Regions from separate parts of the Homo sapiens genome. Here region 1 is linked to region 2. A link is an interaction called in ENCODE POLR2A ChIA-PET data of the cell type or tissue named here. Cell type or tissue: B cell. All regions are shown on one strand. Links, peaks and the distances in the headings refer to the core of each region. The heading gives the core; the rest is flanking DNA. Region 1 has its middle 11 kb from the start of PDE4C. Region 2 has its middle 12 kb from the start of GDF15.

What was found. ChIA-PET counts read pairs that join two places held together with the same protein. Peaks named below come from ENCODE experiments on the same cell type or tissue, not always from the same donor. Only the 100,000 strongest peaks of a DNase experiment are listed, where the experiment ranks them.
Region 1: POLR2A ChIA-PET joins it to region 2 with 5 read pairs; 7 of 35 experiments call an interaction of 5 or more read pairs at or near these places.

The regions. Positions count from the first base shown.
Region 1 is chr19:18,235,577-18,238,484 of GRCh38, forward strand. It overlaps a transcript of PDE4C not described here. Among named protein-coding and RNA genes, the nearest start is that of PDE4C, 11 kb to the left of the region's middle. In B cell, for the core only: no CTCF peak of the experiment used is centred there; no DNase peak of the experiment used is centred there; H3K27me3 peaks cover 1,230 bases.
Region 2 is chr19:18,373,044-18,375,951 of GRCh38, forward strand. No RefSeq gene overlaps it. Among named protein-coding and RNA genes, the nearest start is that of GDF15, 12 kb to the right of the region's middle. RefSeq lists enhancers at 409-1,608, 796-1,090, 820-1,039 and a silencer at 2,457-2,684. In B cell, for the core only: no CTCF peak of the experiment used is centred there; a DNase peak (open chromatin) is centred at 1,458.

The DNA of each region.
Region 1 (2,908 bases), core at 154-2,653, 140 kb before region 2:
CCAAGCCTCCTTCCTAGTCTCCTTGGTCTCCTTCCACTCCTATCCCTGACAGTCAGTGCTCCACAACAGCAACCACAGGGAATTTTTTAATGCCAATATTGACCAACTCTCTCTCCGGAAGACACACCTCTCACTCTCCAGGGCACCCCATGAGGTCTGGTGTGTGGTTTCAGCTCCTGCCTACTTCCCGGGGCTCCCCTCCCACCCTCCAGCCACACTGATCTGTTTTCAGCTCCTGACACACCTGATCCTCTTGAGTCTGAGGCTTTATACATTCTGTTCCTTCTGCTTGGAATGCCCTTCCCCGCACTCCCACTGGTTGACTTCTCTTCATCCCTCAGGCTAAGGATTTGTTTTACTGTTTTTTGTTTGTTTGTTTGTTTTGTTTTGTTTTTAGATGGAGTCGCCCAGGCTGGAGTGCAGTGGTGTGATCTCAGCTCACTGCAAGCTCTGCCTCCCGGGTTCACGCCATTCTCCTGCCTCAGCCTCCTGAGTAGCTGGGACTACAGGCACCCGCCACTACGCCTGGCTAATTTTTTTGTATTTTTAGTAGAGACGGAGTTTCACCATGTTAGCCAGGATGGTCTCGATCTCCTGACCTCGTGATCCACCCACCTTGGCCTCCCAAAGTGCTGGGATTACAGGAGTGAGCCACTGCACCCGGCCTGTTTTTATTTTTTTAAGATGGTGTCTTGCTCTGTCACCCAGGTTGGAGTGCAGTGGTGCAACCTCGGCTCACTGCAACCTCCACCTCCCAGGTTCAAACAATTCTGCTCCTGAGTAGCTGGGACTACAGGTGCACCCCACAACTAATTTTTGTATTTTTACTAGAGACAGGGTTTCACCATGTTGACCAGGCTGGTCTCGAACTCCCGATCTCAAGTGATGGACCGGCCTCAGCCTCCCAAAGTGCTGGGATTACAGGCATCAGCCACCACAACCAGGCCCTCAGGTTAAGTTTAAATGCCACTTCTTCCAGGTAGTCCTCCCTGAGCCCCCTCGATGTGAGGTCAGGAGCCTCCTCTGGGCTCCTCTGTTCTTCTCCATCACAGCATGATTACTTTGTCCTGTCTCTGCCTGGTATGATCTGTCTCCACCATCAGCCTGTGGGCACCTCCTTGTGCATGGCTGTGTGCCCACTGTGTGCCAAGTACAGGGCCTGGCACACAGTGGGTGCTAACTTAATAAATGCTTTCTGGATAAGGTCAAGAAGGGTTCAGATGGACGAACTGCTCTTCCTCTCCTGGGGCCGGCCCCTTTAATCCCCATCAGCCTTCTCACCTATCTGGGACCACGCTGTCTTTTCTCTGTCCCTTAAGCCTCAATGGTGAACACCACATGGGTACTGGGCTCGACCTCTCCAGGCAACACAAGGCGGCTCGGCAGCGATGGCAGCAATGGGGTACCCGAGAAGCCTCTCCGGATGATACCACCACCAAGGGGGCTCACAGGGGCCAAGCCAGAATCCACCAACTCCCAGAACCACTGGAAGAAACCAGAAAGACATGAGCAAGTTCTTGGTCATGGGACCTCTCTAGGACCCTGAAGTGCCCTCACCCAGACACCTGGACTGGCCCAGAGAGCTGTATCTCAGTCCTACTCTCCTGAGTGAATTTACCTCTCTGAGCCTCAGTTTCCTCATCTGTGAAGTAGGGATCTCAAACGTGGGGGGATATAAATAGTGCCTGGTCCAGGCCAGGCGCTGTGGCTCGTGCCTGTAATCCCAGCACTTTGGGAGGCCAAGGCGGGAGGATCACCTGAGGTCGGGAGTTTGAGACCAGCCTGACCAACATGGAGAAACCCCACCTCTACTAAAAATACAACATTAGCCAGGCGTGGTGGTGCATGCCTGTAATTCCAGCTACTCGGGAGGCTGAAGCAGAAGAATCGCTTGAACCTGGGAGGCGGAGGTTGCAGTGAGCCGAGATTATGCCATTGCACTCCAGCCTGGGCAACAAGAGTGAAATTCCATCTCAAAAATAAAAAATATAAATAAATAAATAGTGCCTGGTCCAGCCAGGCCCAGTGGCTCACGCCTGTAATCCCAGCACTTTGGGAGGCTGAGGCAGGCGGATCACGAGGTCAGGAGATCAATACCATCCTGGCTAACATGGTGAGACCCTGTCTCGACTAAAAATACAAAAAAATTAGCCGGGCGTGGTGGCGGGCGCCTGTAGTCCCAACTACTCAAGAGGCTGAGGCAGGAGAATAGTGTGAACCCGGGAGGTGGAGCTTGCAGTGAGCTGAGATCGGGCCACTGCACTCCAGCCTGAGTGACAGAGCGAGACTCCATCTCAAAAAAAAAAAAAAAAAAAAAGTGCCTGGTCCACAGTACACATTGCAGAAATATTTATTTATTAACTAATAATAGCATGCTCAGTAGGGCACGGTGGCTCATGCCCATAATCCCAACACTTTGAAAGGGTGGTTTGACCCCAGGAGTTCTAGACCAGCCTGAGTAAAATAGTGAGACACTAGCTCTACAAAAAATAAACAAAATTAGCCAGGCATCGTGGTGTATGCCTGTAACCCCAGCTACTCAGGAGGCTGAGGTGGGAGGACTGCTTCAGCCCAGAAGGTCAAGGCTGTAGTGAGCCAAGATCATGCCACTGTACTTTAGCTTGGGTGACAGAGTGAGACCCCCTGTATCTCTCTCTCTCTCTTTTTTTTTTTTTTCGAGATGGAGTCTCGCTCTTTCAACCACATCGGAGTGCAGTGGCACAATCTCGCCTTACTGCAACTTCCATCTCCCAGGTTCAAGTGATTCTCCTGCCTCAGCCTCCTGAGTAGCTGGGATTACAGGTGCCCACCACCACGCCTGGCTAATTTTTTGGTATTTTTAGTAGAGAGGGGTTTTCACCACGTTGGCCAGGCTGGTCTCGAACTCCTGACCTCAAGTGATCTGCCC
Region 2 (2,908 bases), core at 142-2,641:
CAGGTCGGCCCGGTGCGTTGTCTCACACCTGCAATCCCAGTGCTTTGGGAGGCCGAGGCAGGCGGATCACTTGAGCACAGGAGTTCCAGACCAGCCTGGGCAACATAGCAAGATTCTATCTCTACAAAAGTAAAAATAAATCTTATAAAGTAGCTGTGGACTGGGCACAGTGGCTCACACCTGTAATCCCAGCACTTTGGGAGACCAAGGTGGGCAGATCACCTGAAGTCAGGAGTTTGAGACCAGCCTGGCCAACAAGGTGAAACCCCATCTCTACTAAAAATACAAAAATTAGCCAGGCATGGTGGTACACATCTGTAATCCCAGCTACTCAGGAGGCTGAGGCAGGAGAATCCCTTGAAACTGGGAAGCAGAAGTTGCAGTGAGCTGAGATCGTGCCACTGTACTCCAGCCTGGGTGACAGAGTGAGACCCTGTATCTAAAAAAATAAAATAAAAATGAAAAGATGAGGATCTTGGCCTCCATTCTTGCCCTTCCACTCCATTCCAACTGCTGAGCCTCTCACACCCTCTGTGGCTCCCTTTCGCCTACAGGAAATAGGATTTCTGTACTGGGCATTTGAACCCCATTCCCTTGTTTCTGCTGACCCCCAGCAGTCTCAATATCCCCTACTTCCTCTTCCCAGAACCACCCTCCCCAAAGCCCTTATCGATGCTTGGAGGATTCCTATGCATCCCTCAAAATCCAAGGTTTGGGAAAGATGCTGCAGTGGTCTCAAGACATCCTCAGTGTGATGACAGCCTGGGGTGGGGGTAAGGGGGCAAAGTACAGCACCAGAAATCCCAACTGAGTCCCCCCACACGTCTTCCACCTTCCCACCCTCTCTTTCGGGTTCTGGCTCCCTGCCTCCAGGCAATCACCAGTTTTTACCAGGAGTGCCTCAGACCTGCCCGGACATGTCCAAGTCCCCTAGAAGCAGGGAGGGGTGGGTGAGGCTGTCACCTCTCCCTTCCCTGTATGGTGCTGATAAGGGCGTGGGGAGGCAGAGACAGGCAGAGATAGACATGATGAGAGACAGGCAGAAATGGAGGGAGAGCCAGGGAGAGAGAGACACAAAGAGAAAAAGTGGAAATTCTCCAGATATTTTGTTTAGGGTGAGGACACGGAGACACAGAGAGGGACTTAGCCAGCTGAGGATGACGATTTGGGATGTTAGGTCACCCAGGTGCTGTGCTGTGTAACTCAGGCACAGAGCTGCCCTGTTCCGAGCCTCAGTTTACCCCTGTGACTCAGAGCAGATCTCCATACCCCCATCACAGGGCTGTGTATCCGAGCTCAGCCAGAGCCTGGCATGCAGTAGGTGCTTCATAAATACACACTGTGGACAGTAGAATTATGATGGGAGCGAGCGTGTGAACTGGGTTGCTAATGTGGAGCGTGAAGAGGGAGGCCCAGGGTTACTCGGCCAATGGGTTCCGGGCAGCAAGCACGTGGGGGAAGCCTCAGCTGACCACTTCCTGGCCAGTTTATGCAGGAACTCGCACAGCCGGTCCCTGAGGCTGAGCCCACCACTTCCGCCCCCCATGGTCCCAGCCCTGCTGACTCATACTCAGCTGCCACGGTCCGCTTTCCCTGCTGAGCACGGGGGTGGGGGCGGGGGGGAAGAGGGGGAGGGAAGGGCACCTGACCGAGGCCAGAGGCCCAGAAAGGACAGAAGGTCATGGCTGGGGAGAAGCAGGCAGGAGAACCGAGTCTTGGCCTTAACTGGCTGGCAACGTAAAACCTGCCCTCCACAAGGACAAGATGAAAACTTGGGGATTTGGAGGGGACAACAAATTAGACTCAATCACAATTTCAAACTTTTGGATGTCAATATATCCATCAAGAAATTGAAAAGAGGCCTGGCATGGTGGCCGATGCCTGTCATCCCAGCACTTTGGGAGACCAACGTCGGAGGATCACTTGAGGTCAGGAGTTCCAGACCAGCCTGGGCAACGTGGTGAGACCCGGTCTCTACAAAAAAATTTAAAAATTAGCTGGACAGGGGCCAGGCGCAGTGGCTTACGCCTGCAATCCCATCACTTTGGGAGGCCGAGGCCTGGATGACAGTGAGAGACTCTGTCTAAAAAAAAAAGGACAGGTGCGGTGCTTCGCGCCTGTAATCCCAACACTTTGGGAGGCCAAGGCAGATGGATCACCTGAGGTCAGGAGTTCGAAACCAGCCTGGCCAACATGGTGAAACCCCATCTCTACTAAAAATACAAAAATTAGCCAGGTGTGGTGGCGCATGCCTGTCGTCCCAGCTACTTGGGAGGCTGAGGCAGGAGAATCACTTGAACCCGGGAGGCAGAGGTTGCAGTGAGCCGAGATCGTGCCATTGCACTCCAGGCTAGGTGACAGACAGAAACTCTTGTCTCAAAAAAAAAAAAAAAAAAAAACCCACCAGAGATAAAAATGGGCAGCAGATGACATTGTTTACATAATACTGACCACAAACTTGATGTCCTAAAAGAACAGGGACTTCTCTCAGAGTTCTGGAAGCCAGAAGTCCGAAATCAAGGTGTCACAGCAGGACTGGTTCCTTCTGGAGGCTGTCAGGACTCAGAATGTGATACTCCAAAGTATGGCTCCTTGGCAAAAACTTTGTGGTTTTTGTTTTTAGAGACAGGGTCTTGCTCTGTCACCCAGGCTGGGGTGCAGTGGTACAATGATAGCTCACTGCAGCCTCTACCTCCTGGGCTCAAGCAATCCTCCCACCTCAGCCTCCCAAGTAGCTGGGACTACAGGCATGCGCCACCACACCTGGCTAATTACTTTTATTTTTGTAGAGATGAGGTCTCGCCGTGTTGCCCAGGCTGGTGTCAAACTTCTTCTTCTTCATTTTTTGTTTTTGAGATGGAATCTCGCTCTGTTGCCCAGGCTGGAGTGCAATGGTGTGATCTTGGCT